2 separate regions of the Homo sapiens genome follow, and region 2 is linked to region 1. Evidence: chromatin loops called from intact Hi-C (ENCODE). Cell type or tissue: heart left ventricle. All regions are shown on one strand.

Region 1 (8,000 bases):
TTTGTTTTTTAATGCTCAAGGCATTTTTTCTTGCAGGAGGGCCAAAGAATGAAAGCATCTGTATTAGGAAAGCGGTTTTGAGAAAGTCAAACCTTTAGCACAAAAAATGCCCAGAAAAAAATTTGACCAGAGGGTCCTTTTCTACCATGACAAAATTCCTGCGCATTCATCTCATCAAACAAGGGCAATTTTGCAAGAGTTAGATTTTCCTAAGGAGCACGCCCCCTAGATTCCTCACATGCACAGTTCACAATAGAGTTCCTGGTCCCATGAGAATTTAACCCCACCACTGATGTGACAGGCAGCAGAGCTCAGGTGGTAAAGATGCATTGCTTCCTATGCACCTCCTGCTGTGCAGCTGGTTCCCCAGAGGTTGGGGACCCCTGCTGTACAGCAAAAAGAAACCTCTTTAAAGCTAGTCATTTGCCACTGGCATTCTTCAGGGAGCCACCAAAGCTGCCTGCCATGCCTGCATTTATCCCAGGGAACTCTGCCACATGGTTTGATATCTGCCCAGTTCCCACGCAGTTCTTCCTGGAGCATTCCAGGGTTCTGCACTACCACTCAGGGTGCCCAAATTCACCTCCTGGGAACACACTTGCTCTACTTGGCAAGAAGTAAAGAGAAAAATGAAAATGAGCAGGATGAATTCCAGACAACACTAGGAGATGGGATACATATTTTCCCTAAATGTGACAATAACTCGCTTAACACTGAGTCTTCATTTGCCAATTCAAGACCTGCATTTGGGATTTGGCCACTGCAAAACTCCAGGTCATGGTGATGGCCACAAGCACACTTGGATCTGTGAAAGGAAGATAAATCTTGGGGCCCCCAACTCACTAAACTAAAGAGAAGAGTCAAGCTGGGAACTTCTTAGGGCAAACCTGCCTCTCATTCTATTCAGTCACCTCTCTGCTCACTGAGATAAATGCATATCTGATTCCCTCCTTTGCAGAGGTGAATCATGTTTCTTGAGCATGTGGGTTCAGATGCCTGGCTCCACATCCCACAGTTTCAATGCAAAATTGAATGAAGCACTAGTAAGGTGGGAGGAAAAGCAAAATCACATACATATGGCAGTTTTAAAAAGTTCTCCATAACGTGTGTCGTTGGATCTCCAGGAGTTGTCTTTCCCAACGTTTATGTTTCAAAAGATAATAATCTGAGGAGCTTTGTCTCTTCTAAAATGTATTAAAAACAAAGCCATAGTCATTAAACAAACATACAAAAGTTTTGATGTTTTTACTAGGGAAACAAATTGATATATACACATTAATTTTTGTGCACTTTCTATACATATGAATGGTTAATATTTTTGAAGAATATTAACCAAATTAATTAAAATGGTCCTACAATTTTTTAAGATGAAGTCTTGCTCTGTTGCCAGGCTGGAGTGCACTGGTGAGATCTCAGCTCACTGCAGTCTCCATCTCCCAGGTTCAAGTGATTCCCCTGCCTCAGCCTCCCAAGTAACTGGGACTACAGGTGCGCACCCCATGCCCAGCTAATTTTTTGTGTTTTAGTAGGGACAGGGTTTTACCACATTGGCGCAGATGGTCTTGGTCTCTTGACTTTGTGATCTGCCCGTCTTGGCCTCTCAAAGTGCTGAGATTACAGGCATGAGCCACCACACCTGGCCAAAAATGGTCCTACAATTTTAAACACAATAGCTATTATTACTAAATTAATGCAGAGAACCATATTTGGAAAAATGGCAAATTAAGTTAAGAATAAACATATAAAAAGTTTTTTTAGGCCAGGCATGGTGGACCACATCTGCAATCTTGGTGCTTTGAAAGGTGAGGTGGGAGGCTCCTTTGAGGCCGGGAGTTGGAAACCAGCCTGGGCAACAAGGTGAGACACCTTCCCCCGCTTCTCTCTCTCTCTCTCTCTCTCTCTCTATGTATATATATATATACACACACACACATATATACACAAACACACACACACACATTCTTCAAGCAACAGGAATTATTGTTTTTTGAGACAGAATTTTGCTCTTGTTGCCCAGGATGGAGTGCAATGGTGTGCACTGCACCCTCTGCCTCCTGGGTTCAAGAGATTCTCTTACCTCAGCCTTCCAAATAGCTGGGAATTCACGTATGCTCCAACACACCCAGTTAATTTTTATGTTTTTAGTAGAAACAGGGTTTCGCCATGTTGGGCAGGCTGGTCTCGAACTCCTAACCTCAGGTGATCCACCCACCTCGGCCTCCCACAGTGTTGGGATTGCAGGCGTGAGCCACCGCACCTGGGCCAAAACCATGGTTATCTCAAAGGCAGGATGGTTTTGGCCCCTTCAAAGTGAGCTACCACTTTGTTTCCTCTGAAGGGCTTGAACACAGGCGCATGGACACAATTTAGCAAAATTTCCCATCGTCGTTATGTAGGGCAGAGCTTTATCAATTGTGCTGCCTGCCCTTACTTTGCCAACGTGATGTAGGTTTTGGCTTGCTGGCAGAGGCCCGGTGGGGCTCCACTTGATGGTATAGATCTCTTGGCTGTGAGCCTAAAGATCGTGGATGCATGCGTCCTGCTTCATACTCCAGATCTACAGGACACACCGGCCACAACAGGAGCAAAAGCCATTCCTGCACCCGGGAATGATGTGGCATAATTCCTCTGGGGTGCACACGTAAGGCTGCTGGCCCACGGCGGGGTTGTACGCAGTGGTGAGAAAGCCAGCAGGAAGGCTTGGATTCTCACCGGGACCCCACTGAGAAATCGGAGTTCATTGGATAACAGAGGAAGGGAGCCTGGCCAGTAACAAATAAAGCTCACCCTGGTCAGTAACAGATAATCCTCATGGAAGAATGACCATGAGATTGGCGTCGAGTGCCAGGGTTTGTCTGGGATAAACAGCCCACTCCTTGCGATGCCAACGCTACCTTCAATGTCATGTCATCAGAGCAGGATGCCAGCAACATTCCAGAAGGATCCCATTTGATATGTTGACCTCATTCTCAAAGAAAGCAGAATCTGAAAAAGACATCAGGGCCTGTGAGTAGATGAGGTCACCTTCCAGCAGGGGACAGCAGCGCAGCACCATTGCTGCAGAAGTCCTTTGGCTTCAGCCTGAAATCGAAGAGCACAGCCCAACCAGCCTTCTAGTTTCCTCTTTTTCTCACTTTGCCTTTTTTGTTTATATAAAACCACATCCATATCCCACACATCACCAGCCACTCTCATCCATATTTCTTTAAGAAGAAAACATCCCTGCAAGGAAGGAAGGCAAGTGAATAATTCATGTATCTTAAAACGCAGCAAATAAAACCAGTTATTTAAAAAACTGGGCTTTGAAAATTACTTTCCTAAGCATTCTTTATTTTTATTTTATTTTTGAGGGAGGGTTTTGCTGTTGCTCAGGTTTGTGTTCAGTGGCTTGATCCTAGCTCACTGCAGCCTTACCTCCTGAACTCAAGCAATCCTCCTGCCTCAACCTCCCAAATTGCTGGGACTAAAGGCAGGCACTACCAGGCCCAGCTAATTTTTTTTTCTCTTTTGATAGAGATAGGTTGCAGAAAGTAGTCTTGAACTGCCAGGCTGCTGGGCTCAAGCTGTCTTCCCATCCCTACCTCTAAGATGTCTGGGATGAAATGCAGACACCACCACGTCCAGCTAATTTTTTTTTTTTTTTTTGCATTTTTATCTAGATAGGGTTTCCCAAGCTGGTCTTGAGTCTTGAATTCCCAGGCTCAAGCAACCCTCTGGCCTTGGCCTCTCAAAGTACTGGGATTATAGGAATGTGCCACCATGTCAGGTCTCCTATGCATTTATTTGTTTTTGTTTTTGTTTTCTTGAGGTTGAGTTTTGCTCTTGTTGCCCATTCTGGAATGCAATGGCATGATCTCTGCTCACCACAACCTCTTATCTCCCAGGGTCAGGCGATTCTCCTGCCTTAGCCTCCCGAGTAGCTGGGATGACAGGCATGGGCCACCACACCCAGCTAATTTTGTGTTTTTAGTAGAGACAGGGTTTCTCCATGTTAGTAAGGCTTGTCTTGAACTCCTGACCTCAGATGATCCACCTGCCTCGGCCTTCCAAAGTGCTGGGATTCCAGGCATGAGCCACTGCGCCCAGCCAGTTCTGTGCACTTTTAATCCAACAATTCCTTCCCACGCCTACACCCTTTACAAGGCATTTGTCCCTGAAGGTGAGTGGAAATGGAGGGAGGGATAAACTCAAGAAGTGAAGCCTCAGCTCTTGTGGAGTTCAAGCTGGGTAAGGGCTGACTTAGATGGAAGACAGGTGACCAAAATGCACACAGACAGATACACACGTGCAAAGGAAATGAAAGGCAAGTGCTGAGCAGCAGAAACAAACAACACCGGCAAAATCCTGGCCAGGGGCTCCTGATCCACTGCAAACAACCAGATATATAAAAGCGCAGGGTGAGCACTGGAACCTACAGGTCCGGACACTTGGACACTCTGAGGCTAAACCGTGGAAGATAAAGTTCAAAGTCATCAGGGACCAAGGCAGAAAAGGACACACTGAAACAGACACATATAAGTGAACCACTTGCAGCAAAGGCTTAGCTGGGGAACAGCCTGCACAGGAGAAATGGGGCAAGATCCTTCCTAAGGAGTGACAATAGGGTTCCATATGCCCCATACACTCCCACTATCTGATGCCTATCGTCCTGGCCTACCAATTAACTAATTTCACAAGGAAAATTAATTTTCTAAATATTTTCAAACTCCTGAGGGCTCCAGTTTGGATGATAAACTGTATGGTCACTCTGCTTTCTAAGGACACTGAGTTTTGAAGGGTGTGAACAGGACAGTGACAAGCCACCTGTGTGTTCTTTGTGGTATAGGTGGCCCAGGAAATGGAGGAAGAAGCATGATGGCCAAGGAACAGGCTGCTGTGAAATCCCATGGAGGGTGGAGGGGGCTGGCTGAAGAGGGGCCTGACAGAGTGTGAGCCCGCAAAGGTGTCTATGAGAATGGATGTGTCTTCCAGGAGCAGACTGCTGGGATGGCCAGGAGGGCAGACAAGGCCTATTGAAAAGGGGGCTGTGAGCATGCTTATGTGTCTATGAGCATGGATGTCTGTTCCAGAAGGCTGCTGGGAGAATCTGGAAAGGGTGGAGCAGACCGGTTGGAGAAGAGGTTGAGAGTGTGAGCAGGCTTAGGTGTCTATGAACGTGGATATATGACCCAGGAGCAGCCTGCCAGAAGAGCCCAGGGAGGGCAGAAGGGGCCTGCTGAAGAGGGAGATGAGAACATGCTTAGGTGCCTGTGAGCACGAATGTTTGTGCCAGGAGCAGACTGCCCGGAGAGACCAGGGAGGCTGGAGGGGTCCACGGAAGAGGGAGCTGAGAGAGTGTGAGCATACTTCAGTATGTGTGAGTGTCAGTGTGGGTGCTAGGCTAGCAAGGGAGGCTCTCACTGCAGCTGTGGAAAGGAAAACCCATCGGCCCAGAATGTGGAGCCGGTCACCTTGGCCTCTCTGTATCCAAACCCATATAAAGGAACAAATTTTTTCCTGAGAGTTGATCCTACAGCCTCCAATCCAAGTCCCAGTTCCTGGGTGGCCTCCAGAGTTGGCTCATGGGTCTCCACTCAACCCCACTGACCTGGAGCTTTGTTTAGGGCCATTGGCCACAGTAAGACCCACTTAAAGGGCTAAGTCCCATGCTGATGGCAAGGTCCAGGGCAGGACAGCTGGGAACCAAGGATACTGTGTGCAGCTCTATTAAAACCTTGAGGATAGGCTGGGTGCAGTGGCTCATGCCTGTAATCCCAGCACTTTGGGGGGCTGAGGTGGGCAGATAATGAGGCCAGGAGACTGAGACCATCCTGGCTAACACGGTGAAAACCCGTCTCTACTAAAAGTACAAAAAAATTAGCCGGGTGTGGTGGTGGGCACCTATAGTCCCAGCTACTTGGGAGGCTGAGGCAGGAGAATGGCGTGAATCTGGGATGCAGAGCTTGCAGTCAGTGAGCCAAGATCATGCCACTGCACTCCAGCCTGGCCAACAAAGTGAGACTCCATCCCAAAGCAAACAAACAAACAAAAACAAAAATAAAAACTGAGACTAGTCCAGGGTTAGGGGAGATAAGTTTAGACCAGTAAAAGAGAGTCACTTTGGAGCAAGGAGATATTAACAGGACAATATGTTCCTGTACTCTAAAAGTGCCTTCCTTTGGGGTGGGGACCCTTGGGACAGGGGCAGGGAGAGGTGGGCAGTAGGGGAATGAGGACAAAAGAATTTACATCATTTAAGTTACTGGCATGATGACAAATCTACAGGGACTGTGATCATCCTTTCCTGCTTTAACAGGGGACTACACCAACCATGGAAAGATATTCTAGTCGCTGGTGAGAAAAAGTTGAGACACCGTGAGCCCTCCTGGGCTCACTGTTGATGTGCTCTATATTTTCTGGAAGAGGCAGGCATACAGGCCAGCAGCCACTATCAGGTGTGTGGCATTCACAAGGGCAGTGGGAGCTCAGGAGGTGCCATGAATCTTCCACAGGGTGTGCAGAGGACACATAAATGGGCCTGGAGGGTGGAGAAGCATATGTGTCAGAGTGAGGGCTGCTGTGAGAGTCTAAGTCAGGGAGTGTTCCAGGAAGATCTTAGCACAGATTGAGGTGCTTGGCTGCACCTGCCTTTAGGAGGACAGAGGCACAGGGCATTTTTGGACACTAGCCCAGGAGGTCAAGGCTAATAAATGGTTTAACAGTATACTGGCAATTGCAGAAGTAAGGTAGAGATCATAGAAATTGGAGAATTTGAGAGAGATTTGATGAAAGACCAGAAAGAGCCTCAGAGTCCATACTGAAGAATTTGTTAAGTTTGTTGTTGTTCATATTGTTGTTCCCCAGTATATAGTGGGAACATTTTCAGCCTCTGCTTACTTTTAGGATTTCTTTTGTCATTGATTTTGATGTTTTATACCACATGCCTAGGTGGGTAGGTATGGTTCTTTTTATATTTATTCCTCTTAGGATTTCCTGAACTTCTCAAATTAAATGATGATGTTTTCCACCAAATATAGAAACAAATTGGTCATTTTTACCTCAAATGATTTTTCTGCTTCATTCTTTCTTCTTTCCCCATTATGCACATATCTTTTAGGCTGTCTGATATTGTCCCAGGCTGTTAAACCCACTGATGTGGTTGGATATTTTACCCCACCCAAATCTCAGGTTGAATTATAATTCCCAGTGCTGGAGGTGGGCCCTGGTGGGAGGTGTCTGGATTATGGAGGCAGATCCCTCATGTCTCTTGCCCCTGCTTTAGCCATGTGAGACTCCTGCTTGCCTTTCACCTTCTGTCATTGTTGTAAGCTTTCTGAGGCATGCCCAGAAGCAGATGCTTTCTGTACAGCTTCAGGACTTTGAACCAATTAAACCTCTTATAAATTATCCAGTCTCAGGTATTTCTTTATAGTAATCCAAGAACAGCCCAATACACCTACCTACTAACATTTTCAATGCTGACATTATATTTCTTAGTTCTCAAATTTCCTTTTTAAAAAATTAACTTAAAGAGATCTCACTCTATTGCCTAGGCTGAAGTGCAGTGGTGTGATCACAGTTTGCTGCAGCTTCAGAGTTTCCCTTTTGGGGTGAAAAACACTTCCTGAATGAGGTAGTCCATGTACTGCCTGCATTTGGAGCTATTTGTCTTAGCACCTTCTGCCTCATCAATGGTGTTCAATTAAAGCAACACCAAAAACTAATTTCACTGGCAGCCCTAAGAGGTGTGTTTGATGAAGGTCCCAAGCTGTGCAGGAGTGGCCACAGAGGAGATTCTCTTCCTCTCCAGGGCAGCAGGGCAGAAACAGTGTCTTCCCTGGGTCTCCCTCACTCTCTGCACTGCCTATATGAGGAAGAGTCCCTGCTGTGGTACCATGTGGAATGACAGACGTGGACGCCCATGCATTATGCCTTAACAGGACTTCTGGCTCATGGTCTTGTCTCCTGCAGGACCCATGTGCCCTGCTTGGAGCCCTCCCCAGGAACTGAGTTGTGCTGTA
Region 2 (8,000 bases), 180 kb after region 1:
CGGGTATATGTCTGCACTCCCAATATCTCCGTTTTTAGGCCTTGGGCTCCACCAGAGTTTCACAACCACCTACTTGAATCCCAAGACTCCCACAGAGCAAGAAAGATACTTCTTTGTATGGATGGGTACAGAATCATTGTCGTCAGGGGATATAAATGGGTGACCACTTTTTCCACCATATTGCTGAGGTCACCCTGTATTTTATATTCTGTGAACAGTTATCATGTTATTGCACAATATACACAAACATTTACTGAGTTAAACACAAGTTTACTCACTATGTACCATGTCTGACACATCACCAATTTGTGTGTCTGTGTGTGTGTGTGTGTGTTTGTGTGTAGTAGTTAGAAGCAAAAGAAAAAGTGAAACCCTATGGAATCCACATGGCCCTCGCAACTGTTGAGTTATAACTGTATTACTGTGATTGGTAGTGTGCCAAGCAACAGTCCAAAGAAATGAGAGCTCTAGATACTCTGTTGTAAATGCTGAACTCTCCACTTGTAAATAAAAGAGCATAGTTATTTTTTCAATATTATTTATCGTTATTTAAAATTGATTTTCATAAATAATGTTACCTCTGCAAGGTCAGAGTAGTGTATAAAAATGCCTAGATGTCCATAAGTCCACTTCAGGGGCTGAGGCCTCATGGAGAACCTTTACAAGGTCAGTGTAGAGAGGACATACGGGGTTGGAGTCCCAACACAGAGTCCCCACTGAGGCACTGCTTAGTGGCGCTATGAGAAGGCCACTGCCCTCCAAGCACCAAAATGTTAGATGCACTGACAGCTTAATCTATGCATCTGAAAAAGCTTCAGGCACTCAATGTTTGCCCATGAAAGCAGTTGTGGGGGCTGTGGCCTCTAGATCCACAGAGGTGGAGCTACTCAAGGCCTTGAGAGCCCATCTCTTACATCAGTGTGGCCTAGATATGAGATATGGAGTCAAAAAATTATTTTGGAACTTTGAAATTTAATAATTGCTTTGCTAGCTTTAGAACTTGCATGGGGCTTTTATACCTTTGTTTGGGCTAATTTATTTCTTTGAGAACAAATGTATTTACCCAACTCCTGTACCCTCATTGTATCTTTTCTTTTTTTTTTTTCTTTTTTTTTTTTTTTTTGAGAGTGAGCCTGGGAGTCTCACTCTCGGGCTGGAGTGCAGTGGCACGATCTCGGCTTGTTGCAACCTCTGCCTCCCAGGTTCAAGCGATTCTTCTGCCTCAGCCTCCTGAGTAGCTGGGACTACAGACGTGTGCCACTGTGCCCAGCTAATTTTTGTATTTTTAGTAGAGATGGGTTTCACCATGTTGGTTAGCCAGGATAGTCTCGATTTCTTGACCTCATGATCCCCCTGCCTTGGCCTCCCAAAGTGCTGGGATTACAAGTATGAGCCACCACGGCCAGCCCCTGTATCCCCATTGTATCCTATCAGTATATAATTTTTTTTTTACAAGCTCATAGGCAGATATAACTTGTCTTTTCTCAAATGAAACTTTTGACTGTGGACCTTTTAAATTAATGCCAAAAAGAGTTAACACTAGAAAGACTCTTGGAAATAGATAACAACTGTATTTTGCCATGTGAAATTTGGAAGGGGTCAGGGGTAGTATAATATGGTCTGGATTTATGTTTCTGCCAAAATATAATGTCAAATTGTAATAAAGAATATAAGAGAAGGGGCCTTTTAACAGGTAATGTGATAATGGGAGCACATACATCCCTTTGCTCTTTTTGTGATAGTGAGTTCTCAAAATGAAAATAGTTAGCTGGCCTTAGTTATATAGAAAGAAAAGGGTCCCCAGAGATCCTCCAGAGCAGGGAATGTCAGTGCCTCATTTCCATAAAACATAAAAGGAGCCTGGAGCTGGGTGTGGTGGCTCAGGCCTGTAATCCCCACACTTTGGGAAGCTGAGGAGGGCAGATCACGGGGTCAGGATATCAAAATCATCCTGGCTAACATGGTGAAACCTTGTCTCTACTAAAAATACAAAAATTAGCTGGGCGTGTTGTCGCCTGCCTGTAATCCCAGCTACTCGGGAAGCTGAGGCAGGAGAATTGCTTGAACCAGGGAGTCGGAGATTTTAGTGAGCCGAGAATCACGCCGCTGCACTCCAGCCTGGACACAGAGCGAGACTCCCATCTCACAAAAAAAAAAAAAAAAAAAAAAAAGCAGCCTGGAAAAAACAAATCAAGCTGAAGGCACAGATAAGAAAACTAGCACAGGGTGCTGTGCCTGGAGACATGTTTGTGGCTGGCACACACAAAAAAAAACAGAACCTCTGGCCCATTTGGATAAGAACTTATGCAAACCTTAGGCTCACTAAGGTAAGTGAAGAAGGCATGGCATAAAAATCCTATTTTTGTGGAGTCAGCATGATCAGGACATTTTTTTTTTCTCTTTTTGTGGACATGGGCATGATGGTTCCAGCAGGTTCCACTGGGTAGTTTTATTTTCTTTTGTGGACAGCAATTCTGGCCTCTGTGAATTATCACTTTAGACCCTGATTGGCACTGGGCCAAGCTCTCCAGTTGGCTTCAGACCAGGGTCCCAGGCCAAGCTGTTATCCAAGACTAAGCACATTCCTTATCCTTTCCAGTCTATAAAAATCCTAGAACTGGCCTCATAGTGGGAAACCAATTCAGGCCTCAGCCACTGCTCACAAAAAGTTTTCTCTTTTTGCTTATTAAACTTCTGCTTCTACGTTATCCTTTTGCCTGCACTCCTTTATTGTCTTGGATTAAAAAAAAAACTCTGACGATTATCTCAAACAATGAAAGACTGCTAAATCTTGGTGCATTGGTGAGACTGCAACATATTTTGGTACATTGATCGAGAATAAAAGAATTCATCAGAAAGTTGAATAAAAGCATATTTTTAACTTTAACCCTTTACTTTCATTTCTGAGGCTTCTTGTCTATTCCAATCCAGTTTCCTTTCACAGAGGGCCTAGCCATGATGTGGGATTGAAAGGAGGTTCTAGGCCAACTGAAGATTTCCAGCTGGGGCTATATCTTGGTGTTACCTGAGGGTCTTTGGACTAACATCTAGCTCCCAACAGCCCATCAGGGTGTCAGCAAAAAAACTTCTAGTCTTTTCTCGTCACATATTCTTTTTTTTCTTGTGGATATCTTGTCTCTAATCCCTATTTTGTATTCAGTGTTGTGAGTGTTTTTGCAAGCTAGGGATATAATCCTGCTGGGTAGAGTTAGTCAGTGTCTTAATAATTACAAATGTAATTCAAAAAAATTGTTATTTTTGTGGTTTCCTAGAAACAAAGGGATTCAAATTTCCATCTAAATTCTTACCTTATAAGGACCCTTCTATCCCTTAATAATAGACACTCATGGCACCATGTGGGATAATAGTTCTTCCTGAGTGAATATTCTTCTATTTGTATTGTTTTTTATTCTGTATAAGAGTCCAGCACAATCCAATGAATCTAAAGATTCTATATGAGATAAATTAATTTTCTTATTCTGGGGAGGATGCTTCCAGCACAATCCAATGAATCTAGTTTCTATATGAGATAAATTAATTTTCTTATTCTGAGGAGGATGCTTCCAGCATAGTCCAATGAATCTAAAGTTTCTATATGAGATAAATTAATTTTCTTATTCTGGGGAGCATGCTATGGGAAAGCCTATTAAACCCCAAACCTCTCTTTCAAACTTTTTCCTGAAAAGAATTTGAAGTCAGAGTTTTATCTCACATATCTAACCCTACATCACCACCTAGTGGAGTGAAATTTTTCTCCATGTGGAGTCTTGTCAGCACTCTACCACAAACGACTAGTTTCCCAATTCCTTTTTCCTTTTACTTTTTTTTTCTTTTTTTCTTTTTTCCGAGATGGAATTTCACTTTTGTTGCCCAGGCTGGGTGCAGTGGCATAATCTTGGCTCAGTGCAACCTCCATCTCCCAGGTGTAAGTGATTTTCCTGCCTCAGCCTCCTGAGTAGCTGGGATTACAGGCATGTGCCACCTCACCTGGCTAATTTTGTTTGTATTTTTAGTAGAGATGGGGTTTCTCCATGCTGTTCAGGCTAGTCTTGAACTCTGGACCTCTGGTGATCCACCAGCCTCGGCCTCCCAAAGTGCTGGGATTACAGGCATGAGCCATCATGCCCAGCCCCTTTTACTTTTGTCTATCGGTAATCAGGCCCATCTCCTATTTGTAGACAAGAAAACTCTACTTTCAACAGCCGAGAGAAAGCCATCCTGAAAAGACAGACTTTGCTTCAATAATGATGTCATCAATGGAAGGGAAGCTATTTAATTTGTATGCTTTTTTTGAAGCACCCATTCTGCATTCGACTACTTTGGGATGTAAACATAAAAGAAAATTTACGTTTGGAAGTTAGTCCCTCCTATTTTGTGGGATTCTGATTTTTAACCGGTACCATAGCAGGGATGGTATTAAAACACTTCCTTCATTAAAAAAGTATTGCCAGAGTCCAAATACTACATTATCTCTTCCAGGCGTGTGGAGTACCTTAGAAGCCTTTTGGGCTGAGTGGGTCTAAGATTCCAGTAGGGCAGAAAACCAAGGGCTTATGCAGATGGGCATGACTAGTCTTGCCTACCAGCTCCTCTGGGTTCTTGGGTGAAGGTCACACTTGCATTCATAGGACAGCATTCATGACAGTCACCAGGACCCACAGGAGAGGGAGAAGGAGGAGAAGGGAAATGCACTTTCTCTCTTTCTTCACTCTGGGGGACACCAGTAGAAGGAAGAGTATTGATAAACTCATTGTTTTTTCCTCTTTTTTTAGTTGGGTAATAAACCATTTGCAGTCTGTACTCCCCTTGACTGCATTCTGAATCCCTGAAACTCCTTTGGACCTAAAATCCTGAAAATAAAATCGCTTATATTCTATTGCCCATAAGGCTTATAAAACAATATTACCATATTGGAAATGAATAAACTTAGCCTTCTAAAGGAAGTCTTGATTTCTATATTATTTAACAACTAGATATTTTCTCTAGGTGGTAGGGAAAATGGTCTGAGCTTCCCTATGTACAGGCTTACATTGTCCTGTGAAACAACTCAATGTTTGTAATCATTGTACAGTTAACCCTGACCTTTTTGCAACCATGTAAGGGAAGCCTAGAAAGGACAGTTCCCCAAAGTCAAAGAGACAAACCCTCAGGGAACCCCAAATGGAATTTCAGGGTGCCCTGTCTCACTTATTCTGGGATCTTAATAACCAAATTATTAGCTGCCCCAGTTGTGTCACTTAAGAAATTCCCTCTTTAACTCTTGCCATAGCAGAAAATGTCACATGTCCATAGTGCTTTAGGATTTGTGTTCCATTCTTATTGAAGGATTATAGATAAATAAAGGGGAACCTGGGCAAGTTTTCTAATGATGCTGATGGATATATACAGGCTTGCCAAAATTTAACCCAAGTGTTTAATCTTATGTAGAAAAATGCTATAATACTTTTAAGTCAAACCTAACTGTTGCAGAAAAGCAGGCAGGTTTACAGGCAGCAGAAACATTTGGAGATGAACAACACATCCCCTAGAGTTTGTCTAAAAGTTTGCAAGGGAAAAATCTAGCAGAAGGGAGGGTGAGAAGGTAGCAAAATTTCTTCTAATGAAAGAAGAGGGTGAGAAGGTAGCAAAATTTTCATTCCCAATAGGAAAGGATGCAATACCCCTTGAAAATCCCAATTGGAATCCCAATATTTCTATAAATGAATGGAAAAGAATTATCTGATATGCATACTGGAAGGCTTGAAAAGGCCTTCCAGGATCAAACCTCTTAATTAATATAAGCTCTTCATAATAAATCAAAAAATCAGATGGAAAAACTCCGTAGCCTTTATAGAAAGGCTGAGACAGGCATTAGTAAAACACACCTATCTATATCCTAATTTAGTTGAGAGACAATTAATTTAAAAAAAAACAAGTTTATTATACAACCAGCTTCTTATATCAAAAAGATGTTGAAGAAACTGGTCATAGGTCCAGATAGCTCTCTAGATAATCTCTAGAAAGGGGCTACTTTGGTCTCATACAGCAGAGACTGGGAGGAGGCCCAGGAGAAAGTGAGAAAATACAACAAAAACGAGAGGCTCTAGTGGCCACATTACAGGAATATAAAATTCAGAATCCCTGAGTTGCGTCTTCTAACTGCTACCAATGTGGCAAACAAGGACACTTCAAAATGGATTTTCCAGATAGCAGGAATAAGCCACCTCAACCCTGTCCAGCCAGTGGTAAAGACTACTAGAAGTCAAATTTTCCTTTGATATGTAGCTCACAAGGTCTAGACCCAGTCTCCAAAATAATTCAGCAGGATTACAGGGTCCTAGTGCTCAATTTCCCAGCTTTAGTGGCTCAAACTGCCATCACTCTCCAGAAGCTCCGGGTAATTTTGGAGGTAAAAGAGAGAAAGGTAGACTTCCTTTTGGAACCTGGAATCAGGAGCCAGTCTCTTTGCATTCTTTGTCAATCCAGGCCTCCCCTTCTCTCATGTCACAACCCTGGTAGGCATCTTTGGAAAGTTCTTAACCTGATATTTTTCACAGTCTCTTAGTTGTAGCTGGGGAGACTTGTTATTTACTCATGTGTTTTTAATTATGCCTGAGAGTCTGACTCCTTAAATATGTAGAGATATTCTAGCTTGTATGGAAGCCATCGTATTTATAGCTCCCGTACAGACTCTTTGTCTCTTTTTTAGTAAAAAGCAATGTTAAAGAGGCTGGGCTACAGCCACTCCAGTCCAGATTCACTGTAAAGTCATCACTTCTTTTCCTAAGCAGAAGCAGTATCCTTCTATAGCCAGAAGCTAGAAAAGAACTACAAGCCATTATTAATAATTTAAAATAATAGTACATTCTCAGACTTTGCAACAGCTCTTGCAACATCCCAATATTAGAGATACAGAAACCCAGTGGAGAATGAAGGCTAGTTTAAGACTTCATCTCATTAATAAAGCTGTAGTTTCGATCTATCTGATAGTTTCTAATTCTTATATTTTGCTAACTCAAATACCTGAGGGAACTAAATGGTTCACAATTTTGGACCTTAAAAAGGCTTTTTTCTGCATACCATTGCACCTTGACACCCCATACTTGTTTGCTTTGGAGGATCCCTGCAGCCAGTCTACCCAGTTAATGTGGACAGTACTGCATCAAGGGTTCTGAGACAACCCCCACTTGTTTGGGGAAGCATTATCAAAAGACTTTCTAAGTTCTGTTATTCTTAGATTAAACTTTCACAATATGTAAATAATATTTTCCTCTGTGCTCCAGCTGTGGGTCTTTTTTAAGAAGGTATTGAGGTTCTTCTTAATTTTCTAGCATATACAAGGTAAAAAATTTCTAAATCTGAACCTTACCTCTGACAAACTTCAGTAAAATCTAAGGTACTTAGGTCTAATTTTGTCAGAAGGGAACAAAATATTGGGGAAAAAAGACTAGTAAGCCTATAGAGTTTTTTCTCCTTCCCCAAACCATGAAACAGCTAAAAGAATTTTGGGGCATTACAGTTTTCCATAGATTGTGGATACTTGGGTATAGTAAAATAACTGCTGTTAATAACACCTTATGAAAGAAACTCAAGCAGCTAAAACTCCCTAATTTGGAAACAAGGCTCAAAATGCTTTCAATCATTGAAAGCAAGCCTTATTTAAAGTAATTGTCCTCACTCTTCCTATAAAGAATGCATTTTATCTTTGTCTCAGAAGGAAAGGGGATAGCCATGACAGTTTTACATCAGCCTAAGGTCCAGCCAGCAGTCAGTTGATTACCTAAACAAGGAATTTAAACTGGGGACTAAAGGATGGCTGGCTTGCCCCGACTGTAGTTTTAGTGGAGGCCTTGCTTGTGCCAGAAGCTACTGAGGTGACATGGGGAATGACTTAGCTGTTTACATGCCCCCATAATGTAGCAGGACTGCTGTCCTTTAAAGGAATTCTCTGGCTAACAAATAATCACCTCCTCAAATATTAAGCTTTGCTGTTGGAAGGATCTGCAGTTCAGCTGAAGACC

Evidence for each region. A loop is a pair of places that touch in the nucleus more often than their neighbours do. Peaks named below come from ENCODE experiments on the same cell type or tissue, not always from the same donor. Only the 100,000 strongest peaks of a DNase experiment are listed, where the experiment ranks them.
Region 2: a loop joins it to region 1, with 16 times the contacts of the local background. A loop is called at or near these places in 20 of 110 quality-filtered maps.

What each region holds. Positions count from the first base shown.
Region 1 is chrY:20,735,868-20,743,867 of GRCh38, reverse strand. It overlaps the pseudogene TBL1YP1. Among named protein-coding and RNA genes, the nearest start is that of RPS4Y2, 16 kb to the left of the region's middle. In heart left ventricle, a CTCF peak has its summit at 3,023 (motif pointing right); no DNase peak of the experiment used is centred here.
Region 2 is chrY:20,554,624-20,562,623 of GRCh38, reverse strand. The region is part of intron 1 of TTTY10 (testis expressed transcript, Y-linked 10); the gene reads left to right. Among named protein-coding and RNA genes, the nearest start is that of TTTY10, 17 kb to the left of the region's middle. In heart left ventricle, a CTCF peak has its summit at 3,744 (motif pointing left); a DNase peak (open chromatin) is centred at 2,543; H3K4me3 peaks cover 259 bases; H3K27ac peaks cover 2,769 bases.